Regions from separate parts of the Mus musculus genome. Here region 1 is linked to region 2. The links are chromatin loops, found by intact Hi-C in ENCODE. Cell type or tissue: heart. All regions are shown on one strand. Links, peaks and the distances in the headings refer to the core of each region. The heading gives the core; the rest is flanking DNA. Region 1 holds the start of Plekha7 (pleckstrin homology domain containing, family A member 7). Region 2 overlaps Plekha7 (pleckstrin homology domain containing, family A member 7).

Region 1 (16,031 bases), core at 5,015-10,014, 150 kb before region 2:
CTATGTTTTCTATGTGTCTGTCATCTCATTGAATTGGATCAGGGACTCACACATGCAACATAAATCTTCTGTCGCTGAGATAGCTCCCCAGTCCTCACATTTTTAGGGGGTGTAGTTTGAAATAGGTCTATAAAGCCCAGAGAGGCTTCAAACTTCCTATTATAGCCTGGCTTTGAACTGTTCATCTTCTGAGATCCATTTTTCAAATGCTTGGGTTATGAATGTGGAACACCCACTGGGCCTGGTGTATATTTCACATAGGGCATTTCACCTCAGTGTAGGTCAGAGGTAACTCATGTGTGAGCAGCTATTATCTGGGCATGTAGAGCTAGAGTATACAGCACAAACATTTTTGCTGACAATTTGCTGGGTTATGTTACTAGTAATTGCAAGAGATTCTAACTCTGGAGCAATGGCCCAGTGGTTAAGAGCACTCCCGACTCTATCCAAGGACATGTGTGTGTGTCCTAGAATCTGAGGCCCCTGTGGGCATTCACAACCACACACATGGAGGAGGAAGAGGAAGAAAAACTCTTTTACAAGAGTCTATGTACAGATTTTGCTGTTACTGTTTTACTTATGCATTTAAACATGAAATGAAGTCTCTTGCATTATTTCTCTGCAAAGTCCTGTGCCTTCACCATCACAGTTGCGATTTATACAACTATGCTTTATCATTGCTTTTATTCTACTTTTGAGACCAGGTCTTGGAATGTAGTCCAGGCTAGCCTTGTATTCTATTCTCCTGCTTCAGTCAGGCAAGTGCTCTACAACTGAGTTACCTCCCCAACCCTCATTGCTGTAATTTTCTTCTTCTTTCTGTCTTTTTTTTTTTTTCTTCAAGACAGTAAATTATGTAACCTTGAAAAATAAGGGGTTGGGGGCACTGACTGCTCTTCCAGAGGTCCCGAGTTCAGTTCCCAGCAACCACATGGTGGCTCACAACCATCTGTAATGGGATCTGATGCCCTCTTTAGTGTACCTGAAGAGAGCAACAGTGTACTCACATACATGAAATAAATAAATCTTTAAAAAAACAAACAAACAACCAAACTATGTAACCTTGGCTGTCCAGCAAATAAATAATCCTTAAAAAAACCAAACCAAAACAGAGGTGGGCATTGGTGGCACACCCCTTTAATCCCAGCCCTTAGGAGGCAGAGGCAGGCAGATTTCTGAGTTTGAGGCCAGCCTGATCTACAAAGTGAGTGCCAGAACAGCCAGGGCTACACAGAGAAACCCTGTCTCAAAAAAACAAAACAAAACAAAACAAAAAAACCCCACAAAACAACAACAACAACAACAACAAAACAAAAAGAAGAATTATTTATTTATGTATATGAGCACACTGTAGCTGTATAGATAGTTGTGAGCCTTCATGTGGTTGTTGGGAACTGAATTTAGGACCTCTGATTGCTCCGGTGGGTGGGCCCCACTTGCTCCAGTTGGCCCTGCTTGCTCTGGCCCAAAGATTTATTTATTATTATAAATAAGTACATTGTAGCTGTCTTCAGAATGGGGCATCAGATCTCATTAGGGGTGGTTGTGAGCCACCATGTGGTTGCTGGGATTCTAACTCAGGACCTTTGGAAGATCAGTTAGTGCTCTTACCGGCTGAGCCATCTCACCAGCCCCAAACCCAAGTTCTTAAGAGGAGCAGCCAGCACTCTTAAGCATTGAGCCACCTAGTCATGTCTCTATCCCTGTTTCTGTTGTGTGAGATAGGGTTTCTATGGCTGTCCTGGAGCTCACTATGTAGACCAGGCTGGCTCCCAACTCAGAGATCCATCTACTTCTGCCTCTCTGTTGCTAGAATTAAGGGCATTTGCCACCAAGTGCAGCCTCGATGAAATTTTAAAACCAATATTGGCTAATGTACTTTGAGAGTGCTATACAGTCAAGTGTAACTTTTTTAGAGGGACTGCTCTTTCAAAAATTGGTATTATAATCTTGAGGTGCACCTACCTGCCTGTTTGTCAAGATTCTTTGTTGTGAAACCAAATGCTGTGGCCTAAGAGATGGACTGTTATTCAACCACTCACCTGTAGGAAGCCATTTCTAGATTTTGTCCATACAGATGAAGCTGCTGTGAATATTACTAATATATAAATGTACATATTTATAATAAAAACACACCATTCTCTGGGATAACTCATGAGTACATGTGATTAAAATATTTTTTATAAAGAATCTTTTTTTTAAGATTTATTTTATTTATTATATGTAAGTATACTATAGTTGTCTTAAGACACACCAGAAGAGGGAATCAGGTCTTATTACAGATGGTTGTGAGCCACCATGTGGTTGCTGGGAATTGAACTCAGGATCTCCGGAAGAGGAGCCAGTGCTCTTAACCACTGAGCCATCTCTCCAGCCCGATTAAAATATTTTTATTTCTTATTTTATTTTTATTTTTTTGTGTGTGGTTTTTCGAGACAGGGTTTCTGTGTACAGCCCTGGCTGTCCTGGAACTCACTCTGTAGACCAGGCTGGCCTCGAACTCAGAAATCCGCCTGCCTCTGCCTCCCAAGTGCTGGGATTAAAGGTGTGCGCCATCACGCCTGGCTTATTTATTTATTTAAAATTTCTGCACAGCGGCGATCCCCTTGCTTCAGTTTCTCAGGTAGCTGAGACTCAGTGTGCACCACTGCTCCTGGCAGAGACACCAGCAGTGCCTTATTCAGAGCATCATTCTTTGGAATGAGGTGCCTGACCGGAGCTTTCCAATTTCCTCAGCTTTCTATTTTTTTTTCAAGATTTATTTATTTATTATATGTAAGTACACTGTAGCTGTCCTCAGATACTCCAGAAGAGGGCATCAGATTTCGTCATGGATGGTTGTGAGCCACCATGTGGTTGCTGGGATTTGAACTCGGGACGTTCGGAAGAGCAGTTGGTGCTCTTTACCACTGAGCCATCTCACCAGACCTTATTTTTTTTATTTTATGTGTATACATTTGTATATAATTTTGCCTGCATGTGTGTATATGCCCCATGTATGTATGCACCACATGCATACAGCATGCTCTAAGTTCAGGAGTACAAATGGTTGTGACCCAATATGCTGGTTGCTGGGACCCCAACCCAGGCAGGTTCTCTGCAACAGTAGTATGCAGTCTTTATTTCTTTTAAAGATTCTATCTATCTATCTATCTATCTATCTATCTATCTATCTATCTCTATCTATATCTACCTACCTACCTACCTACCTAGATATTATGTATACAGGGTTCTGCCAGCATTTATGCCTGCAGGCTAGAAGAGGGCACCAGATCCCATTACAGATGGTTAGGAACCACCATGTGGTTGCTGGGAATTGAACTCAGGTCATCTGGAAGAACAGCAAGTGCTCTTAACCTCTGAGCCATCACTCTCAGCAGCTGAGCCACACTGAAGAGATGTACTATTTCATGTCAGATAAATTCCCATGGGGTTGTCCGGTCAAAGCAATGTGTAACAACTGCTGCCAAACTGCCTTCAAGGAATGTCTTAGGGTTTTCTATTTCCGGTGAATAGACACCATGACCAAGGCAACTATTATAAAGGACATTCAATTGGGGCTGGCTTACAGGTTCAGAGGTTCAGTCCATTGTCATCAGGTGGGAGCATGGCAGCATCCAGGTAGGCAAGGTGCAGGAGGTGCTGAGAGTTCTACATCTTCATCTGAAGGTTGCTAGCAGAATACTGGCTTCCAGGCAGCTAGGATGAGGGTCTTAAAGCCCAGGCCCTCAGTGATACACCTACTCCAATAAGGGCCACACCTCCTAATAGTGCCACTCCCTGGGCCAAGCATATACAAACCATCACAAGAAGGCAGAATCATTTTGTAGTCCCAGCAACAATGAACAAGAATGGTTTTCTTTTTTTTTTTTTAAAGATTTATTTATTTATTATATGTAAGTACACTGTACCTGTCTTCAGACACACCAGAAGAGGGAGTCAGATCTCATTACGGATGGTTGTGAGCCACCATGTGGTTGCTGGGATTTGAACTCAGGACCTTTGGAAGAGCAATCGGGTGCTCTTACCTGCTGAGCCATCTCACCAGCCCATGGTAATCTGACATCTACGAAATAGAATCTCCCACTGTAATTTTCATTTGTATACTTGACGGTCAACTACCTTCCCATATGCTTAAAAGCCACTTGTGTTTCATTTCTATTAACTGTGGTGAGTTCATATTCTTGTCCATTTAATATATTGCTTTCAAATGAGTGTTTAATAAGACATGCTATTTCCCTATGTTCATTTGAAGAACTGGGTCAGAGGCTGAGGGCTCTGCATCCCCAACCACAGCGCCTTTCTCCCTCCTGACTGCTTCAGAGGATCCTCTGGAACAGCAGTCATGTCGTGGTCACCCTCAACGACAAAATTATTTCATTGCTACTGTTAAGAATCGTAATGCAGCCAGGCAGTGGTGGCGCACACTTTAGTCCAGCACTTGAGAGGCAGAGGCAGGTGTTTTTCTGAGTTTAAGGCCTGCCTGGTCTACAGAGTTCCAGAACAGCCAGGGCTATATACAGAAAAACCTTGTGTCAAAAAAAAAAAAAAAACGGAGAAGAAGAAGAAGAAGAAGAAGGAGAAGGAGAAGGAGAAGGAGAAGGAGAAGGAGAAGGAGAAGGAGAAGGAGAAGGAGAAGGAGAAGGAGAAGGAGAAGGAGAAGGAGAAGGAGAAGGAGAATCATAATGCAGGTAAATATCTGATATACAGAATAGATATCTGACATGCTACCCCAAGGGCTCGCGACCCACAGGTCAAGAAACACCGGGAGAGCTCCGGCTGTGCCCCCTTCAGGGTCCATCCTACTGATCTCTCATTCCAGTGCCCAGTGCAGACAGTTGCACCCTCTTGTGAGACTCCTTAGACCCGCAGCTTTTGTCTCTGCAAGGCTGGCCTGACCCTTGCCCAGCGCCTAGCTTCCGGCTGCTGCTCCGCCCACTTGCAATGTGACAGAGTGTCTGAGTGTTTTGCATTCTTCTGCTCTTCTGCTGCTGAGGAGTTGCAGTTTAAAGGCTGAGGCAGATAGTTCAGGCGCCCAGGTCCTGGAGTTTGGGGCAGACCAAAACCCCTTCTCTTGTCCAACTGACGCAAAAGAGTAAACACACAAACGTCAATTAGGAGCAAATGAGTGAGCTAAGGGTTTCCTTTTACTCTGGGGGGTTCAGGAGCGCTCCCCAAGACCTAAGTAGGTAAAGAGCTCGGCTTGACAGCTCTTCCAAAATGAGAGCAGGGAGATCCAGACCCAGCATTCTCTTTTTTGCCTGTGATCTCTACAGCTTCAGAAGGGGGGGGGGGGGGACGACACGCATTTTTTTTTTTTTAATTTAAAGATTTATTTAATGTATGTGAGTACACTGTTGCTCTCTTCAGACACACCAGGAGAGGGCATCGGATCCCATTACAGATGGTTGTGAGCCACCATGTGGTTGCTGGGATTTGAACCCAGGACCTCTGGAAGAGCAGTCAGTGCTCTTAACTGCTGAGCCATCTCTCCAGCCCCTACCTTTTTGTTTTTTGAGACAGAGTCTCATAGTAACCCGCGCTGCACTGAAACTCTGTCAAGCAGTTCTGTGTCTTCCAACTCTCAGCAATCCTTCTGTTTCAGTTTCCCCAGGCCTGGAATCACAGGCAAGCTTTTCTCCTATTTTACATTAGACTTGGAGGTTGCTCCGGAATCCAGCAGAAACCTGTTCGGTGTTCCTTGTCTAAGAAAGAAGCACACTTCCGGGGTAGGGGGGAGGAGAAGCAGAGGTGTGCAGGTCGCCTGCTTTTCCTGGAGCAAGGGTGTGTGTGTCAAGGGTGGGGGATGGGGGGGGGCTAGACTGTTCCTTCGCCCGCGAGTCTCGGGGACAAAGGCTGCGGGGCCTTGTGCCTTGCTCCGGCCGGCCTTCCACCAGTGAACTTTGGAAGCACCGGCCGTGACCTCGAACTGCGAGTCACCAAGGCTGGGAGCCCACGCTGCACCCACCACAGGGGAACCCAGTAGGGTCGGTCCAAGTCCCTCTTGTCTCAGCCCCTCTCCACTCCTTCCTGCTCTCCCCCTCATTTCTTCCAATGCACCCTTCTCCCTATCCCTCCTCAGATCTTGTCCTCCCCTCCCTATCCCTACCCAACTCCTTGTTCCAACTCCTAGTTACTCCAGCTCCCCGTTTCTCGTCCCTCCCACTCACTCTGTCCAACAACTTGCACCCCTATCTCCTCGCCCCGCCCCTTACCCCGCCCCTTAACCCATCCCCCCCCCTCCCCCGGCCCGGGGCTCAGGCGCTGGGCGAACATGGCGGCTGCGGTCGGGCGGGACACCCTACCTGAGCACTGGTCCTATGGCGTCTGTCGGGACGGCCGCGTCTTCTTCATCAAGTGCGTGAGGGGCGGCGACACCCGGACGGGGTCGTGCGCTGGGGCTGGGGCCGCGGGCGGGCGTGGAGGGCGGCGGCGCTAACAGGTGCACCTCTCCCGTAGTGACCAGCTCCGCTGCACGACCTGGCTGCACCCGCGGACCGGCGAACCGGTCAACTCGGGTCACATGATCCGCTCAGGTGGGCGCTGGGTCGGTGCGGGATGCAGGGTGCGGAGCGGGGTCGCCACGGCTGCGCTAGTTTGACCAACTTTTCTCGCCTTCCCGCAGACTTGCCGCGCGGCTGGGAGGAGGGCTTCACGGAGGAGGGCGCCAGCTTCTTCATCGAGTAAGTGAATCCGCACCGCGGCCGCACCTGCCTTGCTCTCCCGCAGCCTTGGCGGGCTCGGCGCTCGGGGTTTGTTTGCTTGACGGTGGCGGGCTCGGGGGGACGGCTGCGTACGGGGGTTCGCAGCGCCGCAGGGGGCCTGGCCAGGTCCCGCCCGCCGGTGGCCGAGCCTGCAAACTCCAAGGCTCCCCCGGGACACGCCTACCCCGGGGGCCTGCGCTGGGCACAGTGGCGGGTGGCGGGGAGTAGGGCTCGCGTGGGTCGGGAGTGTGGCCTGAGGGCTTGGGCGTGGGGGAGGGGGAAGAGGGGCCCCGACGCTACTCTAGCCGCGCTGGCTGGGCTCGCCGTGGAGAGTTGGAGCGCGACCCGGGCCGCCGCATCCTTGCTTCTCAGGGATGGGATGGGGGTGGGGCTCCCAGGCAGCCAATGATATTCCTGGAACTCTACCCGCGCGTCTTCGGCGGGCGCCGAACGCCGAGGAACGCGGACGATCTGCTCTGCCCGGGCTAGTAGAACGGGAGCTTTGCCGCCTGAGCCTCTGGGCGCTGTCCCAAGTTATTCTTGGTCTGTTGGTCCGCGTGGATCTGATCTCGAAGTTGTAAGGGGACACGAGTGTACAGTCTTCACTTTTCCCAGTCGGGCAAGGTGCCTGTGTTGCAGCGTTCCTCCCTCTGCTTCCTGTGGGTCCTGGGAGTCAGAACTTGCCTTTGATCGTTTGCCCCAGTCAGTCGGTGCCTGGCATAGAGTAGGAGCTCTGTAAATGTTTGTTTATGGAATGAATGAACTAGCCAAAGGTCTGGCGCTCCATGGTTTGACTGGCACTCGGTGTACTGTGCGCGACCGTGACTCAGAATTCATTTCTTCACCAACTTGGAAACAATGTTTAGATCTGGATCAGAATATGTGAAGAAAGTCCCCGAGCCTCCTTTGTCACATGGGACTCTTGTATAGTGGCTGCTGATGGATGTGCTCTATGCAAGGGAGGTGCTCACTATTTCTGTTCGTCAATTTGTAACCCACGGGAGGAAAGGGAACAAAGAGTGAACAAATAATAATAGCAGGTAACGGTGACTGCTGTGCGGAAAATTAACATGAGGGGATGTGACTTGAAGTGATTGGATGGCTGATGGGACTGGTAGGTCCTGATGACTTTTTTTCTGAGCAGGTGACATTTGGAATTTGAATGACAAGAAGGACCCTTGCTGTGGTGACCAGTAGGGGCAAAACATTTCAGAAAAATGTTTAAGGAACAAAACCCTTCGAGTTCAATGAGGGGTTGGGGATTTTGCTCAGTGGTAGAGCTCTGGGGGAAAAAAAAGTTCAGTGAGCAAAAAGTCTTGTGTGGCTTGGAGGAAGTGACCAAGGGCGAGGATGGCATTAAAGGAAGGCACAGGAAGGGAGGTAAAGGATGAAACTGGAGCAGGGTAAAGAGCTGCTGAGCTCTATCCTGAGACCAGGGAGAATGCAGACGTTTTAAGGTGGCTTGGTATGTTTGGCAGTTTTTGGGAGTATGGCGTTTGGGTGGAGAGCTGTGCCAGGGAGGTAGGAGAGCAGCAGGAAGCTGTGGCTGTGGTCCAGAGCAGACGTTAGTGGGGGGGGGGGTGAAGCACGGAGATGGAGAGCAGGAGTCAGATAGAGGCTGTGCTCTGGATGCAGAGAGAGAGAGAGAGAGAGAGAGAGAGAGAGAGAGAGAGAGAGAGAGAGAGAGAGAGAGAAAGAACGAGAACACTCCTGGGGGCCTGGGGAGATGATGCTCCGTTCATAAAGTGCTTGCCATGCCAGCATGAGGACTCACATTCCATCTCATAAAAACCCAGGTGTAGTAACAATGTGCACGTGTAATACTAGCGCTGGGAAGGTAGAGACCGGAGAATCCAGGGCTTGCCACCCTGTCATCCTAGCCTAAGCTGCAAGCCCCAGGTCCCAGCAAGAGACTGCTTCAGAAAATAAGTGGGTATTTAAGAAAAAAACATGTGAGGTTGGGCTGGCTTCTGGCTTTTACATTCACAGGAACACATATACGTGTGCACTTGTACACACAGGAATACACACAAGTACACATACTGCACATGCGCGCGCGCGCGCGCACACACACACACACACACACACACACACACACACACAGATGATTCCTAGAGGTGAGAGGTCCTGAGTGGGTAGGTAGTGCTCATATCTTTGAGATGGAAAGGCTGGGAGAAAAACAGGCTTGAATAGGTGTTAAGAAACTCTATATTTTGTTCTGTTATATATAAGATGTGAATATATCATATAGATCAGCCATTCTCAACATGTCATTAACAAATTATCCTTTTTCAGGGGTCGACTAGGATCATCAGAAAACACGTATTCACATTATGATTCATAACAGCCAAGTGACAGTTATGAAGTAGCAGCATTAGGAAGGTTGAGAACCACTGATACAGATTTATGAATCTGAAACTTGGGTTTGAGAGGGAGAGAGGCTTGCAGAGACCCATCTGAGGATACCTGTGTGTGATGTCATAGGGAGTAGGTGACGTCATCAAGGACAAGTGTGGGCCAAGAAAGTCTGTCCCGGTTTGCTTGCTGTTGTCATAAGCACCATGAGCAAATGCATAGTTAGGGAAACTAGGGAAAACAAAGGTTTGTTTCAGCTTATACTTCTCATCCCAGTTCATCAGTGAAGGAAGTCAGAGCAGGAAGTTGAGCAGGAGCTGAAGCAGAAGTCATGGAGGAAGGCTGCTTATTGGCTCACTCTAGCCTGCCAGCCCACTTTCCTTAGGCTTACATGTGTAGGATACAATGGTCCACAGTGGGCTGGGCCCTCCCACATCAATCGTCAGTCAAGACAATTCCCCGCAGACATGTCCACTGCAGGACAGTCTTCAGTTGAGGCTCCCTCTTCCCAGGCTACAGAAACTAAGCAGAACAATGCTCTAAGCCTGGGGGCGGGTAGTGGCTGAGATCAGGAAAGGCAAACTTAAGAGGACAGACTGAGAAGGTGAGAAGATGTGTAGTCACAGGGACCTCCAGAACAGGAGACTGCCACCCATGGTAAGATGGGTAAGAAACACCTGTCCAGGAAGGGCAGTACATCTTCCTGGAAGTTTTTTTTTTTAATTCTTCTCTTTTTTTTTTTTAATATTTATTTATTTATTATATGTAAGTACACTGTAGCTGTCCTCAGACACTCCAGAAGAGGGAGTCAGATCTCGTTATGGATGGTTGTGAGCCACCATGTGGTTGCTGGGATTTGAACTCCTGACCTTCCGAAGAGCAGTCGGGTGCTCTTACCCACTGAGCCATCTCACCAGCCCCTTCCTGGAAGTTTTGCTGCAAAGAAGGGTCCAGGCATTGGCTGATAGCTGGAGATTGTGTGGGTAGAGGGAGGGTGTCTTAGGCTTTTATTGCTGTGAAGAGACCCCATGACCAAGGCGGCTCATATAAAGGACATTTAATTGGGGGTGGCTTACAGTTTCAAAGGTTTAGTCCATCGTCGTCATGGCAGGAAACAGGCAACATAAAGACCAGCATGGTACTGGAGATGTTGCTGAGAGTTCTACATCGTGATCCAAAGGCAGCCAGGAGGAGAGTGGAATTCCACGCTGGGTAGAGCTTGAGCAGAGGAGTCCTCCAAGCCTTCCTCCCACAAGGCCACACCTCCTAATAGTGCCACTCCCCCTGGGCCAAGCAATCAAACACAGGAGTCTGTGGGGTCCATACCTATTCAAACCACCACAGAGGGGCTTGTTCTTTCCAGGGAAAGATGGTGCAGCATCTTATTTTCTGGACCTGGGGGGTGGGTGTGGGGGAGATAGATGTAGGAAAAAAACTGGCAGTTATTGGAGCAGAGTTTCTGTGGAGGTGAGAGGGAAGGATGCCAGTGTGTATCTCAAGGTCACTTACTGGGACACCGAGGAGAGGTGGTGAGTGTTTTGCAGTAGTGGCACAGCCTTGAGTTGAGTTGGATCTTCCTGTGATCCTGCAGTCTGTAAACTCTAGGCTGCAGCCTCAGCACTGGGATTTTATCCCTGTTGCAACTCTTCTTCGATCACTCTGTCCCTGCTGCCACCACTCCCTCATCTGAATCCTCCCACACTTTTTGGAAATGACTACCCATAGCAACATTGACTGTGGCCCCTCCTCTCAAAGGCTGCTGGTGCCAGTAGGTCGGAATCCATTGTGTTTTCTACATGATAATTTCTCAAGAGGCCTCTTTGTCCCACCCCCCCCCCCCATGAAGTTTTACACCTATCTGCTTACTAAAGAGTTTTTTTTTTTTTTTTTAGTTACTACATTTGATTGTGTGTCACCTCCAAACCTTGTCCCTAGCCTTTTAGACATGTGTGTCACCCCTCAGCCCTTGTCCCCAGCCTTTGGTTTTCTGAGACAGGATCTTCCTGTGATCCTCAGACTGGTCTTGGATTTAAGATCCTCTTGTCTCTATCTCCTGAGGGTTGGGGTCACAGGTAACTGCATCTTACTAAACAGATTAATACCATCTGGACTCTGTTTCTTTTTCTTTTCTTTCTTTTTCTTTTTCTTTTTTGATTTTTCAAGACAGGGTTTCTCTGTATAGCCCTGGCTGTCCTGGAACTCACTCAGGCTGGCCTCGAACTCAGAAATCCGCCTGCCTCTGCCTCCCAAGTGCTGGGATTAAAGGCGTGCGCCACCACTCCCGGCTTGGAGTCTGTTTCTTTATTTTAGTTTATTTCTGCGCTTTTGGCTACACTTTGCCTTCATGGTTCTCACAAGTACAGGTGAGGTGGTGCAGACTTCCCCTTTAATAAAAAGATACTGGGCTCTGAGATGTTTTCATTTTTCCATGAGTCTCCTGACTGGATAGCAAATATCACAGTAGTTATGATAGTGTTATCTACACCAACAATGAGAATAGTGGCAATTATATGTCTTTTTTGTTTTTTTGTTTGTTTGTTTGTTGTTGTTGTTTTTTGAGACAGTCTTGTGTCCCTGTGTCCCTGGCTGACCTTCAGGTCACAGAGATCCACCTGCTTCTGCCTCCTGAGTGCCGGGATTAAAGGTGTGCACGCCAAGCCTGGGCCTAATTTGTTTGTTTGTTTAGGACAGGGTCTTGCAGTTTAGCCCGAGAGCTGGTCTCACAGGTAAGCACCTCCACCACATGGTGCTAACTTAGTTGAGGTCTTGGAGAAAATATCAGGACCTGCTATTGCTATTCATAGCTGTTGTCTGATTTATTTACTTAAAGACAGGGTCTCACTCTGCAGTCCAGCTGGCCTGGAACACTTAACATCCTCCTGCCTCAGCTCTCCTGAGAATGTCTCAGGATTATAGGCATGTATCACTGTACCTAGCTTTTGGTTTTGTTTTGAGATAGAGCCTCATGTACTGAACCTAGGTCCTTCATCAGGAAGTCATGGCTCTAGTCTAGTCTTTGGGGTTTTTTTTTGTTTTTGTTTTTTTTTTTGTTTTTTCGAGACAGGGTTTCTCTGTATAGCCCTGGCTGTCCTGGAACTCACTTTGTAGACCAGGCTGGCCTCGAACTCAGAAATCCGCCTGCCTCTGCCACCCGAGTGCTGGGATTAAAGGGGTACACCACCACGAGTGGCTCTTTGTTTAATTTTTATTTCGAGACAGAACCTCACTGGGCTGCCCAGGGCAGCCTTGAACTTGGAACTTGGACACTGCCTTAGTGTCCCAGCAGTTGGGAGTTACAGATCTGCGCCATAGTTCAGCTCTAGGCAAATGCTCGTCCTGCCTCAGCCACTTGTGTGCTTGGTGGTGTGTATGTGTGTGGAGTGGGGTGTTGGCACACCACACCCTGCTTGAAGGCTGCTCCTTGAGGGCAGACCTGTTCACTGTTTCTGAGGCATTGGCACACAGCCCAGGCCTGGACCTGCTTCCGCCCTCCGTATTTATGGAAGAGGATGTGTCCCCATGAAACCTTGGGCAGTCATTAAGTAGTCCAGTCTTTATTTATCAATTCCTGGCTGAAGAGGAGACTTGTGTGTGGAGCAGAAGCGGGGAAGCCAGGAGTGGGCCTGTTGGGGCTGGTGTTTACACCCAGGCATCTTGGAGTCAGTCACTCATTGGCAACAGCAACACTCAAAGCAGGAACCTGGCCAGGAGAGGCTCAGGCAGCCTTCTTTGGCTCCTTGGTCTCATGAGCTCAGCACTCTGCATCTGGGTATTTTCTCATCTATTGGCAATTGAACTAGATCCCCCCTTTTCCCTGGCTTCAGGGCCTTGGCATCTTCTGACTTTGCTCCAAGGTCCTGACAGGGATCAATCTATCACACAAAGTGCCACTTAGCTTCAGGTCCTCCAGCCTTAGCTTTGTGGACTTGGGTCATCCTGTGTAGGTACCATTCCCTAGGCAGTAGGACTTGGGAAAGATTCACTGAAGGCTTGGAGTGAAGTTGTTTTTCTGCTGTTCCCCTGTGCTGTGGCCTGCAAACATTTTAGGGGCGGAGTCTATAGCATAACTTTCAGGTCTCCAGTGCAAAATGAAAATGGAAGGAGCCTACTGAAAGGGGAGGGTGCCATTGGAAGTACTGTAGTAAAATGGGTGTGGTGGCACATCGATTTTAGCATGTGGGAGGAGGAGGAGGCAAGGCCAGCAAGAGTTCAAGGTCATTCTGGCCGTTCAGTCTGGGCTACTTGAGACTCTAGATATTGGAGTCTCTGTCTCCAAAACCCAACAACAAAACAAAGCTGCTGTGTACGCCAGTGTGTTCAGCCAGCAGTTAGCATTCTAGAAGTGGAGGCAGGAGGATCCAAGAGTTCAGGGCCATCTTCAAAAATGGATTGAATTGTAAGAAGCCAGCCTAGGTTGCATGAGCCCCTTTGTCAAGCTAAAGGAGACAAATCCACAAATCTACAATATAAAATGTGTTCCGGGCTGGTGAGATGGCTTAGTGGGTAAGAGCACCCGACTGCTCTTCCGAAGGTCTGGAGTTCAAATCCCAGCAACCACATGGTGGCTCACAACCATCCGTAATGAGATCTGATTCCCTCTTCTGGAGTGTCTGAAGACAGCTACAGCGTACTTACATAAAATAAATAAATAAATCTAAAAAAAAAAAAAAAAAAAAGTGTCCCTTTTGCAGTCCCCCCCCCCACCCCCGCCCCAGACTTGTCATGGTTTTAAAAATTTGCTATTTCATGTCTTTTTTTTTTTTTCCCTCTGAGACAGAGTCTCACTGTGTAGTCCTGAATATCCTGGAATTTGCTATGTAGATCAGGCTGGCCTCAAACTCACAGAGGTCTGGCTGTCTTTGCCTCCCCAGTGCTGGGATTAAAGGTGTGCATCACTGTTTTCTGGTTTGTTCAATATCATTTTAAATAAAGAAAAAAATTAAATATATTATATATGTTTTATAGCTCATCTCTATATCAAATATAATCATTTATTTAAATGTCAATATCAGGTCATTCACCTCTAATGCCGAATGATTCATCAGCACCATATCCCACTGTAAAATACAGTATAAGAGTGGGCAGGCTCAGGGCACTGTGGACAGGGTGAGGCACATGCTGGCCAAGTGGGACATAGGAGGCTGGGAGAAGCAGGGAGAGCTGGGGTGGTGAGAGCCACAGCTTCTAGCCTCCTTCAAAGACACCCTGCTGTGGACCATACCCAGTTCTTAGGGCATGCCTTCAACTTTTCAATCAGTTTAAACACAGAGTGAATCAGATGTGAAAGTCATCAAGGGGGAAGTCCCTATTAAATGGAAGGCCCTTTAGAAAAACTATTGGAGGCCGGGCATGGTGGCGCACGCCTGTAATCCCAGCACTTGGGAGGCAGAGGCAGGCGATTTCTGAGTTTGAGGCCAGCCTGGTCTACAAAGTGAGTTCCAGGACAGCCAGGGCTATACAGAGAAACCCTGTCTCAAAAAACCAAAAAAGAAAAAGAAAAGAAAAACTATTGGAGCTTTGGACACCACACTTCCAGAACTTTTATTTCAAACCAGAAATTGACAGTCTTACATTGAATTCTGGGTGCTAATGGCTTACATGTATTTAAAGTGGAAATCCTGAAGCCTCATTGTTGAAGGGCAAGCAGGTTCTCTTGCTTGGCTGGCTTGGGTATAATCTCACACTTTACCTTGTACTTCCTGGTGGCTTTATCAAGGGGGAAAGCCGGATCACGGATTTAGTACTGGGTCCGTGGGAAAACACTAACAGTGAGTGTTTTGTGGAAAGCTGGAGCACGGACGGACTTAGGGCTGTGATTTGTATCACACTCTCAAAGCACCTGGAAAAACCTCTGAGAAAAAGGATTGAAGCTGCTTAAGGCTCTTGACCCGTGGGGGAGCCAGTTGCTCCTGTGGCAGGTCGGTCTGTGTGAAGAGGGGAGGTGTGAGTCTCCTCTGCACTGGTAACCAACTGCTGGGGGACCTGGGCGCTGGGAGAAGGTGGCTCATGGGAGAGGAAGAGTGCTTGCTTGGCACGCCAAGGAAGCCTGGGTTCCATTCCCAACACAGCAAAAGGAGAAACAGTAAGAACTGGGTGCTTTTCTGCCCCGCTGGTACTCTTTCCATCCTCTTCGCACGCTAAGAGGGTGTTCGGCACGTGCTAGTGGAGGAAGATCCTGAGCAGGAAGCAGGAGGACAGCCAATCCCAGGTCTTCCAGGGCTACAGAGTGAGTGAGTTCAAAGCCAGTCTGTACAATTTAGTGAGACTGTGATTCAAACGTAAAAGTAAAAATAAAGAGATTAGGGGCTCCGGCCCATGAGTGGGGCCTTTGCATTGCATGTGCAAGGCTCTGGGTGCAAGTCAGGTTTTTTTTTTTTTTTTTGGGGGGGGGGTGGGCAGCTGGCAAGTCAGGCCAGGATGTGGAATACTGGGTGACAGACTGTGGTGCCCACTCCAGCTCAGCATAAGGAGCCAGCATCTCAGACTGGCACGGGTTTGTGAGTAAACACTGGCAGAGGGAAGAACCTGGAGGAATATGGTGGTGTTTTCCTCTTGTCACTGGGCTGTCAAAACATTTGCTTTTTGATTTCTGGGAAGGGGAAGCACTTTGAATGAATGTTTTTATTGTCTGCAGAGTGTTTCAGGAACACTATCTGGTTCAACTCTTACCATTATTTATTTATTTATTTATTTATTTGCCTGTAGAACTTTGGCTCGAAGGGTAAAGTGATTTTTCCTACAGTTACCTGTTACCTACTAGCTCAGCCATTTCAGGGCTCGGGAGAGAGGCCTGGAGGTATTGTTACCCTAGCTTGTGCTTCTCACACATGGGGACCACAGATTTAATGACAGAAGGAAGGGGAAGGTCTGCTTCCCTGGGAGACGTGGGTGCAGAAAACATCGTGTGTGCTGACTTCAGTTCTGCTGTGCCGGGGTGAAACCCAGGGCTTTGGGCCTGCTGGGCAAAGTCTA
Region 2 (16,031 bases), core at 5,518-10,517:
AGCTCAGAAATGTTCTCTAATGCTGTTGCTATAAATAGCCCTATATCAAAACCCCTCTACAGCTCCTCACACGTGAAATCTTCAGATTGACCCCATTTATTTTATGTAGCCCCACCAAATTGTCCCTTAAGCAGCATGGTGTGACACACATGTGAGTGTTGGCTCATAGGTCTTCACTGTTAGTCTTACCAATCTTTTGGCGTTTTTTGATCTACTGTGTAAACAGTCAAGTTATCTTTTTTTTTTTTTTTTAACATAGCATCTTACTTTGTAACCCAGGCTGCTTTGAACTCACAGTAGTCCTCCTGCCTCAGCCCTTTTAAGTACAGAGATCATAGGCAAGAGCCACTGGACTCAACAGTATCACTTGGGTCCCCAGAAGTGAATAAAGACCAGCAGAGAAAGCTATAGGCAGGAGAGTGTGTGACTGCTGTGCCTTGTGCTCAGAGCGTGTGAGGATTCCCTCACTAGCCAAGATTTGGACCTCTCTAGTCCTACCCGAAGAAGTCCAGCTGACTATCAGTTTTAGAAGAGATCCTTACCTTTTAAGATCTTAAACTTTTTCTTGGAAAATTATACCTGTTTTGCTTCTAACTCTTAAAATTCCATCATCTTTGCTTAAGGTTCCTTCCCTTTCAACTGGAAAATCTCTTGCCTTCTAATTGGGAGTGAGTGAACACCAGTAGCCATCACCCAGGCTGGCTGATGCACCCTTCACATTCTACTGTAGCATTATCTTTTTTGTGTGTATGTCATGTTGCCTGTGTGTATGCCTGTGAGTGTCTGGTGAGAGATGGGCCTTGTCAAGTTCCTGGCACACAGTGGGACCTTGCATGTGTGGCAATGGTAGCATCAGCCTTAAAAACATATATGACCCTGACCGAGACCCTGTGGAGTTTTCAATCCATAAAACTTCCCAGGGGAGTTTGTCCTTTGCTGCTCCTATGCAAGCGGCAAGGGCATTGTTGAGTGTATTTTGTGACTCATGGGGAGAGCAGCTGAAGGTAGAGTGTCCTTAACCCAGGCAGGTCCTCTGTTGCTAATTCTGGTAAAGCGAGCCAGTTGAAGGGCCGTGGGGTGAGAGATTTTCCCCTGGGACAAGGAGTGGGGGGTTGCCCCATTTAACTCAGCACTGGAAAGAAGGAAGTGACTACCATCCCCGCTGCTTTCAGCAGCTCCTTCCTCAATACTGAGCCCTAACCAGAGTGAAAGAAGCTACATGCCTTGCAGGTACTGCGAGGCCTCAGCTCTTCAGTCTTTCATACAGAGTTCTATATAGATGGTGACCAGGATGGGCTCGCCGTGAGCTTGCCTACCTCTGAGACTGGGGATCAGTGCTCAGTACTCCAGCAGCACCCCGTTTGGGAAGGGTTTGTGCCATTTTAGCTCTAGACACCTATGCTCCTTGGCCAGCCCTCTGAATGACAGTCATCCAAATGAAGGCATACTTAACCCATTGTGCTAAATTGATCCGTGAAGATTTCTTTTGTGACAGTTCTTGTGATTTGAGAAGTCATATGGTAAATTGCTGGGAATATAGGGAGACAGGAGAAAATGGTTTTGTTTGGTTGGTTTTGTTTGGTTTTAAGGCCCCTAATTTAGTAAATTGTTAAATGTTGAAGTCATGTAGGGCTATGGAGTAGGAAGCGCTGCTTTTCCTACCTGCAGCCACCGACTGAACATTTTGGGCATAAAATTGTCCCTTTAAGTCCTGGATGAGGAGCTTCATAACCCCAAAGTCTTAGGGGTAAGACGAGTGGCAGGCAGCGAGCAGACACCGAGCAGACACCGCTCTGCCTGCCACTCCCTAGATGTTTACTCTGCAGGGTCTTTTGGTATCAATCTGAATAGAAGTCATCATCTCCCTTCAAAGTGATTTCCAGGAAGTATTTGCATACGTGGGAGGGTGCATCTTTCTTTATACACACGCTAAAACCCAGAGTTTACTCTTACAAAATTAGCTCTAAAAGAAGAGCAGACCAACAAACTCCATGGTTTTAGGGTTAACAGTTCTGATGCCTCCATGATAGTGGTATGTTTGTCTGACTGCTTATATTTATAGTGTGCATAATAAGAAGATGTATCCATCTGGAGACTGGAGACAAAGCCCAGGTTATAGAATGCTTGCTTGTCTGGAGGCATAAACCGTGGGTTCAAGCGCTACCATAGCGTAAGACAGATCTGTCTTCCAGTACCTGGGAGGTAGAGGCAGGCCCCCCTCGGGGACAGAAAAGTTAGAGGATAGCCTGGGATTCATGAGACTCCTGTTTCTCCACCCCCACGAGAGAGAGGGGGGGGAGAGGGAGGGAGGGAGGAAGGAAGGAAGGAAGGAAGGAAGGAAGGAAGGAAGGAAGGAAGGAAGGAAGGAAGAAGAGCTACAGGTCTTTGGGTTTCCCAGCTGGAATGAGCACTTGGTAGTGGAAGCACATGAAAACACAGAACAACTGTGACCCTACCAGGGGTGACCCAGAAGGCAGCTGGACTTTCACCAGCTCAAAGGTAGCTGTGAAGCACAGCCTATAAGGATGGGAGACCATAGTCTGGTCTATAGAGTGAGTTCTAGGACAGCCAGGGCTATACAGAGAAACCCTGTCGGGGGGGGGGGGGGGGGAGATTGGAGACCATGATGAGGATAAAGGCCAAGGAACTCAAAGGCTTCTGGTGGGGTTGACAAAGAGGAGAGGAGGAGGAGAGGGGTCGAACTGCTCAAGTGTCCAGAGCAGAATTTCTTACCTTTGAGCTTACAGTAACACTGTAGTATTTATTTCGTGTGTGTCTCAGTGTATGTGTGTACAGTATGCATGTGACAGTCATAAGACAGCTTCCTGGAGTCGATTCTTTCCCTCTACAATCTGGGTTCTGGGGATGGAACTCCAGTTGTGGCAAGTATGTATCTGCACAGCCCTCTTACCAGCCCAGGAATTGCTTTTTTATTTTTATTTTTTTTAATTTATTTATTTATTTATTTATTTATTTATTTTAGTTTTTCGAGACAGGGTTTCTCTGTGTAGCTCTTGACTGTCCTGGTACTCACTTTGTAGACCAGGCTGTCCTTGAACTCAGAAATCTGCCTGCCTCTGCCTCCCAAGTGCTGGGATTAAAGGCATTCGCCACCACGCCCGGCCTTGCTTTTTTAAAGTATAAGTCCCTGAGTGTTTCCTGTCACCAGGACGTAAAGACCCATTGGGCTGGAGTGGCAGGCCCCTCGAGTCACTATCTCAATCCTTCATTCTAATGAGATGTAACAACCTCTGTAGCGTGAGTAACATAAACCAGCGTCCATGCACACGGGAAAGGGAATTTATTGATCCACACCCGGGAGGACCAGTGATGCATCTGGTTTGGGTGTGGGTACATGTGAGAACTTAGGCTGAGTCCTCAGGGCTCTGTTTCGCTCCCTCTACTTGCCATCCGTTTCTTGCTCTTGGCTTCCGTTTCAAACAACCCCTCACACAGGGAGGGCAGCAGGAGCTCAAGCCAGAGTCCGAGGACTGACGGTCTGGCCCTTTGTCTCCCCCTGAACCAGGCCCTGAGACTTTGGAGCCATAGCAGAGCAAGAAATAGTAAAGTCAGCACCTAAACCGGGTTGACCCAAAGTGGGGAAGGGTGAGCCCAAATGAAGGCAGAAATGCTGTCAGACATGCAGTGGATAGAAGTATAGGTTTGGGAGGTGAGATGTCCCTCAGATATGAGATACAAACCGGGTGTAGTGGTGTAATCCTGTAAAGGCAAGATCAAGAGAGCGATCCAATCCTCAGTAACATAGCAAGTTCAAGGCCAGCCTGGACTCCTTGAGACCTTGGTTTAAAAGGAGACCTAGAGCTGGCAAGATGGCTCAGCAGGTGAAGCACTCCCCACTAAGGAGTGCTAAATTCTATCCCCAGGAGCTATGTGGTAAAAGGCTCGCCATTCTTACTGCAAGTTGTGCTCTCACCTGCACACATGCGCCATGATACCTTCATATACTCAAACACACTCAAACACACATACAAAATAAGTAGGTAAATTAAAAAAAAATTGTAGAGAAGTCGGGGGCACATACCTTTAATCCCAGCACTTAAGAGGCAGAGGCAGGTGGATCTCTGAGTTCGAGGACAGCCTGGCCTACAGAGTGAGTTCCAGGACTGCCAGGGCTACACAGAGAAGATAGACAGACAGACAGACAGACAGACAGACAGACAGTAGAGAAGTACAGAGAAACTTTATTTCTGCATAACTTGGGGTTTCTGTGGAGAAGGCATTCGAACATTGACAGTGGCAAGTGTGACTGCCTTGTTTGGGTCTGCGTGCCCACAGTTAGATCCGCATACAACAAGAAGTAGCCACTGTGTAGGGTATTAAATGTTTCTTGTTCCCTAGACTAGCTTTAATCTGTACTCACCCCGGAGAGCCGAGGTTCTGGGTGGTCCTGGGGCTCTGATCATCATGGTTTAAATACAGGAGTGTTCTGCTGTGTGCTCCCAGATCAAAGCCCAAACAGTCCTGGCTAAACCATCATACAAGCCCTGTATTGGAAGGGCAGGACCTTTTTACCCTGGAACATAGCTAGACTAATGCCCCATCTGAATTCCTGCTCATTTTCCCATCTGTGTTGGAGTGTCTTCTTCTGACTCCAGTGAGCCATTGTTCTGTCCTGAGTGATGGGGCCGCATGCAGAACTAGGGTAGGACCTGTCCTTAGGAGGCTTTCAGTGTGGCAGGCCTTGACAGAAGAACCATGTCCAGTGTCACAGAGTCCCTCCTCTATCCTCAGCTCACAGTTTTAGTTGTCACCAGTACCTCTCCCCAAGCTGGCCGGGCTTGTGGGTGGGGGTGAGGGCCATGAGTGGAAAGACAGTAGGTGGCAGAAACTAGAGTATGGCTCTGGAGCAGCCGTTTCAGTGTGGTGATGGTGTCAGGCCGTAGTCCCATTTACACTGAGGAGTGTGTCAGGAGCGGCCTTCTGGAAGAAGTGGCACTTAAGCCAGGTTCCGACAGTAGGAGAAAGGACTGAGCTTGGGTTAGGGGTGGAGGGATGCTCTGAGATAAAGTAGATAATGTTTCCTGGAAGTCTCGGCTGTGCTGTGGGCTGAATGTGCTGCTGCCATTACAGGGACGTGGACAAGGTGGAGCGGCAGGCCATGCCACAGGCCAACCACACTGACGCCTGCCAAGAATGTGGCCACGTGGGACCTGGGCACTCGAGAGACTGTCCTCGTCGAGGCTATGAGGACTCCTATGGCTTCAACAGGAGGGAGCAGGAGGAGGAACGCTTCCGTGCTCAAAGAGACCCACTGGAGGGCAGGAGGGACAGGAGCAAGGCCAGGTCCCCATACTTGCCAGCTGAGGAGGATGCCTTGTTTGTCGATCTACCTGGTGGGCCCCGAGGCCAGCAAGCACAGCCACAGCGAGCCGAGAAGAACGGGGTGCCACCTTATGGCCTGGGAGAACAGAATGGGACCAATGGGTACCAGCGGACTGCTCCTCCCAGGGCCAACCCAGAAAAACACAGCCAGAGGAAGACCGGCCTGGCCCAGGCAGAGCACTGGACAAAAGCTCAGAAGGGGGACGGCAGGAGGTTAGTCTAATGTGATAACAAGGGTGGGGCCGGTCGGGTGCTGTCATTTCTCCAGTACCTGCTCAGCTAATTAACCGCTCTACCTCTATGTGAATAACCTTAACAGTCCTCCACAGGAAGGTGGTAGCTCTAATTTACAGACCAGAGAAATGGGCTTGGAGAAGGGAGGTAGCCTACCTAGGACACACAGCTTAGTGGCAAGGCTGTGTTTAGAGTGTGGTCTGTGGACACAGATGGCCAACAGTGTCAGTAGCTGATCAGCTTTGCACTGCTGTCCCTCTGCTTCCAAGGAGTCTCTGTAGACTCTTGAGAGCACTGAGACCCAGGTGTCACCTCCCAGATGCCTGGAGGAGCCCCGGGAAGAACCCAGGTATTGTGGAAACTCATCCTGTCATTGGTAGGGGCTCATTTGAAGAAAAACATTTTATGTTTATGGGTGTTTCCCTGCATGCATGTCTGAGTACCAGATATGGGCTAGTGCCCATAGAGACCAAAAGAGGGCATTAGTTCCCCTAGAACTGGAGTTAGAAACAGTACCATGTGGATGGATGCTGGGAACTAAGCCTGAAGCCTCCGCAGGAGCAGCAAGTGCTCTTTAACAGCCAAGCCATCTCTCTAGACCCTTTCTTTCTTTTTTCTTTTTAGACAAGGTCTCATTATGTAGCCTGTTTGGCCTGGAACTCACTGTGTAGACCAAGCTGGCCTTGAACTCATAGAGCTCCACCTGCCTCTACCTCCCAAGTACCATGAGGAAAGACGTGCACACCCCACCCAGCCAGAGCTAGTTTCAGAGTTTAAATCTGAAGGCAGTGGACAGTAGGAATGAAGGAGCCACCAGAATGCCTGGCTCTCGAGACCTTTTCATGGGAGAAAGTCCTTGCAAAAAAAAAAAAAAAATTAGACCATTGAGCTTCTAACTCGTTGTTGATGAAATGGGACTCCACAAGGCTCTCACCACCCACAGACCTCGTTATTCCTCGCCACAATGGCCTGCCCTGTGGAAGGCACAAAGGTGGTGTGTGTCAGGGAGCTGAAGGGAGGGGGATCAGCAAGGGGAGGAGAGGCAGTGGCACTGAGGCTGAAAGCAGAGTGCAGAGAAGATGCACATTGGCCCTGGGGTTGTACCGTCCTAAAGGGGCTGCACCCCGTGTTCCCAGATATTTGTCCTTAAAGATTATGTAGCTGGGTTTCATGGCACATGTCTGTAATCACTAGAGGGTGGCTGTAAGTTCCAGGCCAGTCTGTTCTACACACACACACATACATGCACATACACACATACACGCATACACACACATACATGCACACACACTCACGAAAATATATATAAGTATATGGTAATTTCCTATGGTAAGTGACCAATGGGTCTGGCTCCTTAGTGAAGGAACTTCCTCCATTTTCCATTTGAAAACACAGATAAAGAAGCCAGCTATCTCACCTTAGTGTGTTGTAAGACTGTGCTGACCTCCTTGTCACTGGACAGAGCACACAGAGGCATTGGAAGGAAGTCCACATAGGGAACTATTTCTCACTTATCCCCATATTTGAGATATATCTAGATTGCATCTCCTGTAATTTAACGCTGTTGGGATGGGGTTAGCAAGAGTCTTACATACCGGTACTTAGAGTCCTCGCCTTCTACTTTCACCGGCACCCAGTGTTTAAAGTAAAGTGTACTTATAAAATAAAAAGGTGGGTGGGGCCAGGGATTAAAAGCCGATCAGAGGGAACACAATAGGAAATGAAAGGCTTGCATGATTGACGTGGAAGCGAGGGTGAGGGATTTCTTCAGCAAACAGGAGCAGTCACAAAAGTTGACCTTACATTTGGCGTGACTGTCTTGCAGCCACTTTCTCAGGATATCCTGTTTAATTTTTCTGGTTTTGGAACCACAGGGCAGGTGGTTCCTAATACAGGACTATGTAAGGCCAGGTTGGACACATGTCTGTTGTCAAGACAGAGGCTGCCCCAGGAGCACCCACCTGCTCCTGGGACCTATCCTGCCCCTCCCTCCACTAGCCAGTTAATCATTATAGTTTGGCTGCAGGAGCCAGTGGCCACCATCCTACTAATGTCTGAGGTCTCCCCAAATGGTAGACAGTGCATAAGTGGGAAGCAGGGACTGAGGACAGCCTCCGGATTTGGGATACTTAATAGTGGGAATGGGGGACTGTGACCATCTAAACATGGTAGGCAGGTACTCTGCATAGGCTGTAGAGACAGATGGACGGAGCAGTCCCACATCTGCTGACTGCTTCGGCCACCACCCACCTCTGAGGATTTGGGAGCTGCTACCACATTAGACGTGGGCTTTGGGAAAATGAATGGAAAACCTCTGCCACCTAGTGGCAAGCAGGCACACCTGCATGCTAGACAGGTTTGGGTTGAAGTGATCTTAAAATTACCTCAACTGAATGAAAAGAAACTGAGAAAGGGAAGCTGCCATATTTGATGGCACCTATTTCTGTCCCTCACGATGGTGAGTCAGAGGGGCTTATTATCCACGTTGTGCAGAGAGGCGAGTGAGGGTAGAGCAGAAGAGATGGACGTGAGGTCAGACGATATGAGTGATGTACTAGGATTGGAATAGCATCCTTCAACCTCTGGGGCTGTTTAACAGGGTGAAAGTACCCTGCCCAGAGGTTATTATTCATAGATCTCCTGGGCTGAAAGACCTACATTTTGAAATTATATTTTATATAGGGTCTTGATCCCAGACTGGCTTCTGGTCTGTTTATGCCACACTGGGAGTTGAACCCAGGGCTTTGTGGATATTAGACAAAGACTGTTAAAACTGAATTATATCTCTATCCTGTATTTCTAAGATTTTTAAAAAAGATTTATTTTATTTTATTTTATGTGTACCATGTGTGTGTGTTCCTGCTGTCTGCAGAGGTCAGAAAAGAGAGTCAGAGCCCCTGGAACTGGAGTTACAGATGGTTGTGAGCCACCATGTCGGTGCTGAGAATTGAACCCAGGTCCTTTGTAAGAGCAGCCAGTGCTAAGGCATCTCTCCAGCTTTTACTTTTAACCAAAAGTAATAACTATGGGAGTAGAGAAATGACACTTGGCACGAGTGATTCTTGTGCAGTTCCACCCATGTCAGGCAATCCCAGTGTTAGGGGGCAGACAGATGGATCTGGGAGCTCACTGGCCAGCTGCCTTAGTCAGACAAGAAGTTCTAGGCTAGGGAGAGACACTGTCTCAAGGGAAGGGGGCAGAGAATGTTAGAGCAGGACCCTTGATGTCCTCTTCTGGCCTCCAGACACAAACATACATGGGTGTGCCCACTCCAACACATGTGCATACACACACAAACATAATCATACATTTGAAAAAGTAATAGTTATATATTGATGGAACAGATGGGAGATTTTGGTATATGCATACATTGTGAAGCTGTTGAAACATTAATATTCATCACCTCACCCACATATCCTTATGTAATGTGGTAGCAATAATCACTCTGTTCTTTGAGAATTCTGAAGTTATTATTATTAGCTGTGGTCCCCATGTTGTGTACAGTGGGGCTCTGATACATGCTCACGTGAAAGTCTGCACAGCTGACCAACATCTCCTGCTTCATCTCTGCCATCGCCAGCCTTACTCTTTGCTTCTCTGCATCCCATGTACAAGCGAGAACATGCAGTGACTGGCTTAATTCAGGAGCCTGCCCTTTGAATAAAGCCTCAGGTATTGCTGCTGCTGCTGCCGCCTCCACTGACCATATACTCAGAGTTAGCATCATCCCAGAGCAATGACTGACACACAGTGATGTTTTTGTTATAAGTTTGCCATGTGAAGTTGATGAGACAGAGTTAGGATTTGAACCCAGGCTTCTGTAATCCCAGAGCCTATTCTCTTTACAAGGTCACACTACCTTGCAGATTAGACTGAAAAAAGCAAACGACAACAAAAAAGAACTTAGAGAGAGAGAGAGAGAGAGAGAGAGCAGACAGACAGACAGACAGACAGAGGTGGGGGGAGCGCACACACACTTGAGCAGGCACATGGATGCTGCAATGCACATACAGCATTTAGAAGAACACTTTTGGGAGTCCATTCTCTCCTGCCACCGTTGGTTCTGGGGATTTAGTTCAGATTATCAAGCCTGCTTGGCAAGCACTCTATGTACTAAGCCATCTCACTGGCCGTAAACTGTAAAAAAAAGTTTGAATTTATGTTCTGAATGTTTTGCCTGAGTGTATGTCTGTGCATTGCTGTGCATGCCTGATGCCCATGGAATTCAGAAGAGGGAGATAGATCTCCTGGAACTGGAGTTACAGGTTGTTATGAACCTTTTGTGGCTGCTGGGGATTGAACCTGGGCCCTCTGGAAAAGCAGCAAATCTCTGACTGCTGAGCCATCTCTTCAACCCCTAGTCTTTGACAATGTTTCCTGTATCCTAGAATGGCCCAGAACTTATTGCACGGCTGAGGACGCCCCTGAACTTCCTTTATTTAAAGATTGATTTACTTATTTAATGCATATGAGTCCACTGTCACTGACTTCAGACACACCAGAAGAGGGCATCAGATCCTGTTACAGATGGTTGTGAGCCACCATGTGGTTGCTGGGATTTGAACTCAGGACCTCTGGAAGAGCAGTTGGTGCTCTTAACCGCTGAGCCATCTCTCCAGCCTGATCCTGAACTTCTTACCCTCCAACTTCTACCTCCTTATTGCTTTTATAGGTGGTGTGTACCACCACGCCTGTCCATGGAGGGAGGGGAAGCCGTGTCAGGAAGGTGCATAACATGCTAAGGCTCTCAGGATGTATTTTCCCTTACTCAGAACCCTAGATGAAGCACTAATACTACCTCACATACAGGTAGGGAAACTGAGGCTCAGAGCAGTCAGTAAGCCTCCTGCAGTCATGTCCAGTGTATGTAGAATTCAGATTCAAAACCTACTTTTTGCTTTTTGCACAGTGAGAAGTTACTGAGGTAGGGGGCTCCGTGGTGGACAACCAATGCGGGATGCTCATGGTGTGTGAGGGGGAGGCGGTGAGGGTGCTCCTCCATCCCTGGCAGTCTAGGCTGCTGGTCTCAGTCCTGGAGGGAGCAGTGAGAAAACAGCGGGACCTCAGGGTAGGTTGTAATCAGATGTTAGAGAGCCCTGAGTACCAGGCAAGGATTTCGAGGGCACTGAGGAGGTTCAGAGCACACTGGAGTGATGAGATCAGGTGACCATGTACAAGAAACACATCAGGAGGCTCTCAGAGTTCTCTGTAGGAGGGAAGGTACCAGTGTCTGGGTTAGAAGGGTAGCAAAGAGAAGACATCCCTCCCCACCCGCCTCCAGCCATTTTCTTTGTGAGTTTTGAGGGTTGGTGCTAGGTTCCCAGGCAGAAGGAGAGCCTCTCACCCCAGAAAACTCTTGAGACCTTCCAGACCAACACACCTTGCTTGTCATTGACAACTGGTAAGAGAGGAGAGACGGTTTAACCACACCGCTCCAGGAGTGATGGGCACAGGAACCCTGCCGTGGTCCCAGCTCTCAGAGAAAACTGGTTCTGGGTTCAGTGAGAAGCCCCAGGTGTCTGCGTCAGTCGCTGTTTGGGGTCCTGATGTCTCCCCCACAAGATGACCCTGTGGATTTCCTTAGCTGTGTTGCCTTGTGTGATGGCCTGACATGTTCTTTGTCTTTCTCAGCTTGCCCTTAGACCAAACACTTCCTCGCCAGGGTCCCAGCCAGCCCCTGTCCTTCCCGGAAAACTACCAGAGTCTTCCCAAGAGCACTAGACATCTTTCTGGGAGCTCGTCACCCCCTCCCCGGAACCTGCCCAGCGACTACAAGTACGCACAGGACCGAGCCAGCCACCTGAAGATGTCCAGTGAAGAGCGCCGGGCACACAGAGACGGCACTGTGTGGCAGCTCTATGAGTGGCAGCAGAGGCAGCAGTTCCGTCACGGCAGCCCCACCGCACCCATAGGAGCTGGCTCCCCAGAGTTCACCGAGCAGGGTCGCAGCCGGAGCCTGCTGGAGGTGCCCCGCTCCATCTCCGTGCCTCCGTCTCCTTCTGACATCCCTCCTCCTGGGCCTCCAAGGCCCTTTCCGCCCCGGCGGCCACATACACCAGCAGAAAGGGTCACAGTGAAGCCACCCGAGCAGAGGAGGAGTGTGGACATCTCTCTGGGGGGTTCTCCCAGGAAGGCACGGGGTCATGCTGCCAAGGTGAGGCCTGGGAACTTCTACCAGGTGACTGGGATCTTGTATCGAGAGACAGAGTCACTCGGTGGCTGCCTGGCAGCCTGTAAGTCAGGAAACAATATAACAACCCAGCTGAGGTCGAACTCTCAGGGCCTTTCAGTTTGCTGTGCTGTGCCCAGTGAGAAAGGTGTCCATTTCAGACACCAGGCTCCTAGGGCTCAGAGAGATGGAAGGACGCATGGTGGGCAGTCCTGGTAGTGAGTGGCTGAGGTCTCCTTGCCTGGCCTCAGTCTGGCTTCTTTCCTGTCACAGAACTCCTCTCACGTGGACCGGCGTTCCATGCCCTCCATGGGCTACATGACCCATACAGTGAGCGCTCCCAGCTTACATGGAAAATCGGTAAGCTGCCCCTCACTTCCCTCTCCAGGTGACTGACATACTGTAGAATCCAGGACCCTAGGCCCATAGCACTCTCTCCCTTGGAGCCAAGCTTCCAATCCCTTCTGGGTGATGAGGAGACAGGCCCAGTGAGCACTCAGGCCCTGCAGCAAGCCCTCCAAAGACTGAGGAAAGTGGAGGGGACTGCTGGGCTGGCCCTCTCTTCGGATTTTGTAAGAAGTATATTCCAGCTACTTGCTCTCTCCTTCGGCACCTCTCCTTTCTTCCCTGGCTTTCACTATGATTGGTTAACTCTCCCTTCAAAGCACTCATCCTTCTGGGTGAAGCGGAGCTGGTGGCTTCCAGTGCCCTATGCTGGCGGTGCCTCTATTTGCCCTAACAGAGGCCAATGCGACCATTGCCTGGCGGTGTCACGTCAGAGTGGTCCTGGCACTGGTGAAGAGTAGAATTGCAGCGGTGTGCCCTGCGGTGGCTGACTCCCTCCCCATGTGTCTGCACGCCCACAGCTGGAGGAGCTCTCGCTGCTGCTCACCCGGTTGCAGCGGCACCAGTCCAAGTTGGCCAGCGTGCGAAATTTCGCCGTGGGCCAGTTACTACACCACTACTTGACCTTTCCCGCCTGCCAGGTCAGCGCCGGTGGGCCCTCCTGGGCCCCGGCAGGGATGGCCTGCCTCCCATGTCTCCCCGTGCCGTGCTCTGGTCTGTCCTGCTGGCTGGCTCTCTGCCTCTCCCCTTGCCTGTTTGCTTCTGGGTGCTACAGCTAGTGACTGTGGGCGCGGTGGAGCGCCCCCCTCTGGTGCAGGGGAGGGGCTGCATGGGGTGGGACAGACCTGAATCTCGCTTCTTGAGCTGTGGAGAGTAGCAGGCTGCTTCGTGGTCGTCTTGTCTAAGAGCTGTGCCCTGTCAGCATTATTGCTCATTGAAGACATATGTGGGTCAGCCTGGAGGGAAATGTAGGGCACCTCCGTTTGCTGAACAGTCCTCATCTCTTGTCCTGTCTAGCCCTGTGGGCACCTTAAAGGGGTGGGATGGAACTATCATGGGACAAGAGGATCCTAAAGGAGCAGTAACTTACCAAGAGCTGGCAGGCTGGAGCCAGAATCCCAGTCCTACTGGGGTTAGTTTTAAATAGCATCAGGGCCTTGGGCTTGGTACCCAGGCTTCCTGTGATTGCCCTGGGATTGGCTGTCTTGTGTTCCTGGAGCAGCTAAGGGAAGTGGACTCTTGCCTGAAACGTTGTCCTTGGGTAGCAGTGGTTCGTCCAAGTAAGCCTGGTCCCTCCGTGCAGCACAAAGCCAGGAAGAGGACACACGGGATTGCTGGGATGGTCACATTCCTTCCCTGACCCCTTTTAGCAAGACCTGAAGGACTCAGGAACTGTAATTAGAAAGATGAGTGTAAGAAAGGACATGTTAAAAAAAAAAAACAAGCAAGCAAGCAAACAAAGTTAAGTTGTGAGACTTAGTGGGCTCAGTGGCTAAAGAGCTTGCCATGCAAGTGTAACCCTGTAAAGGCTGGGTGGATGTGGCCATCCTCCTGTGATTCCAACTCTAGAGCAAGCTGGCTAGTTAGACTAGTTAAGCACATCTGTGAGCTCTGGGTGATAGAGCCCACCTTATAAATAAGGTGGAAGACTAATGGAGTGCTTATACACTTGTTCCCCCACATGCAAAAACATGCATATATGCATGTATATCACATACAGAGACACACAGCAAAAGGGAAAAGAAAAAAGTCATAAGTCCTGAATTTGACTTATAGCATTCTCCAGCTGTCTTTTCTTGTCCTGTTCAAAGTGTGCAGGGACAGTGACTTGGGGGAGTGGGATGAGGAAGGAGGCAATCCAGGGAAAGAAATAAGCTTATGCCAGCTCTAGCATCCCTTAAAGACAGGGCTTCCATGCCTAAGGCACGATATGAATGTCTCATGTGTGTGTCGGTGACCGTCTCACACCAGAGCTATGCACCTTCCCCATCCTTGGCTTGCACAGCTGGACACCTCAGTTCATTAAGAACATGGTATCTGGACCACTCTTCAGCTCTTGCCACTCCTCTGCCTCAGTTAGCTTCTGTGATCTGCTTGCTGAACAGGAGTGTGGCTTGTGGGGAGCCTTTTTCTCAATAATTACACCGAAGAGCTTGATAGACCATTGAAGACACCACAAGCAAGTCTTACTCAACAACTCCCACACTAGCTCCTAATATGGCTGCTGTGGCTTCTTACTGAACAAAAAGAGCAGGGAAACTTCCAGCAGCGGTTACTTATCCCTCTGGAGTCTAAAGTCATACCGGGTCTTCCTGGATCACCCAAGTCATTTCTCTCTGCCTTTTCCAGTCATCCATCCACATCACTTGGGGTCTTGTTACTTCATGCATGTGACAACACAAGGCAAAGATTTGATGCCAACAATTGGAATAGCTGTGTCAATGGGATCCTGGCTTCGAGTGTGGCGAGTGCTGTTCCGGGCAGATCTTCTGGTTCTGCCTCAGGAGCCTAGCATCTGCCTCATCTGCTCTTCTGCCCTAGCCCTCTTGTTGGGTCCTTCCCATCATACCGCAATGGGTGCAGGGATAAGCTGGCTATCCCCACTGTGACCCATAAACTCTGCCATGCTGAAAGAGGGCTCTGAGTTGCAACAAGACATCTGTGCTTCCTCTGTAGCCTGGTGTGTTGATCTGCTGTGGTCCCGTGTCTCCAGTGTAATGTGAATGATCTGCTTTCGAAGACCTGGGTTATTTAAACCATGGTGTTTGTAACTGTCCTGTTTTGCTTTTTTCTCTCTGCTTCCTGGGAAGGCTGATGACACCTACCTCCAGCTGAAGAAGGACCTGGAGTATCTGGATCTGAAGGTGGGTGGTAGCCACTGGAGAGATTGCTTAAGGGTTAGGAGTACTTGCTGCTCTTGCAGAAGACCCCGGTTCAGTTCCCAGCACCCACCTCAGGTAGTTCACTTACTAATCAGTTCTAGAGCATTTGATTCCCTTAGACCTCTCCAGGCAGTCCAAAGGCACATAAGTTCACACAGGCACGCACACTACCTTTAAATAAAGGTAATAAGTCTCTAAAGATAAGTGGCATCTGGATTCCACCTACCATGGACACTCATCTTTCTGCAAGTATTACTTACTGGAGCCCAACTCAAGTTCCAGACCCTAAGTGAAAACCCTTGTCTGAATCAGGAAAAAGTCATTGCTTATGGTCTGACTCTTGTGGAATGGCTTTGTGAGCCCTGTTATAGGATCTCTGGCTTAGACAATATGAAGGTCATGGTTTTGATCTGTTGCTTCCCTTGGTGTAGAGCCAGAGGTTCCTGGGAAATAGCCAGTGGCTTTGCCAGAGCCTCTGCTGCTGGCAGGGGTGTGTTTGGCTTATAGGGAGTTGGTTGGTGTGTGTGAGGTGCCTGTGGGTACTTGAAGCTCAAGCCCTGGCTTAGCCTTTACCACCGAGCTGAAAGGGCCCAAAGAAAGCTGCTGCTGAGTTGCCACAACCCACAAGCTTCCTCTGGTGACAGCCCTCCTCATGCCTGAGCTCTGGGACAGACTGGAGGAGGGAGTGTAACCTTAGTCAACCCAGGGAAGGAAGAAGGTTGTGGACCACGTTTATCTTTACTGCACTGTATCCCTGGCTCAAGACATTTCTGATGCAGGGATTGTCTCCCAGCCTTGTAGGGCTCAGCTGTAAACCCTTGTGGGGGTTTCCCATGCCTTAGGTGACTTAGACCTTTGGTTAGATATCTCCTAGTTCATGCATCTGTTAAGCACTTGCTGTATGCCCAGCTTTACAAAAGACAAGGGCAGATGCAAAAGAAAAACTGAAGGCCCTAGTCTTAAGGAATTTCCGAATAGTATGGGTTAGGGAAGGAAAATATCCCAAATGATAGTGTATACAGTGACCATACAAACATCTGTCTTGATCAGTTCTGAGC

The links. Hi-C counts contacts between places; a loop is a spot of excess contacts. Peaks named below come from ENCODE experiments on the same cell type or tissue, not always from the same donor. Only the 100,000 strongest peaks of a DNase experiment are listed, where the experiment ranks them.
Region 1: a loop joins it to region 2, with 2.4 times the contacts of the local background. A loop is called at or near these places in 2 of 42 quality-filtered maps.

What each region holds. Positions count from the first base shown.
Region 1 is chr7:116,298,577-116,314,607 of GRCm38, reverse strand. Plekha7 (pleckstrin homology domain containing, family A member 7) reads left to right here and starts at 6,232. Exons shown (of 27, transcript NM_001305185.1): 1 at 6,232-6,357; 2 at 6,460-6,536; 3 at 6,626-6,683. The coding sequence starts at 6,275. In heart, for the core only: no CTCF peak of the experiment used is centred there; DNase peaks (open chromatin) are centred at 5,977, 6,417 and 7,097; H3K4me3 peaks cover 2,750 bases; H3K27ac peaks cover 2,329 bases; H3K27me3 peaks cover 889 bases.
Region 2 is chr7:116,153,557-116,169,587 of GRCm38, reverse strand. It overlaps Plekha7 (pleckstrin homology domain containing, family A member 7), which reads left to right. Exons shown (of 27, transcript NM_001305185.1): 10 at 5,092-5,556; 11 at 11,209-11,731; 12 at 12,020-12,106; 13 at 14,902-14,955. Among named protein-coding and RNA genes, the nearest start is that of 1110004F10Rik, 68 kb to the right of the region's middle. In heart, for the core only: a CTCF peak has its summit at 7,912 (motif pointing left); no DNase peak of the experiment used is centred there.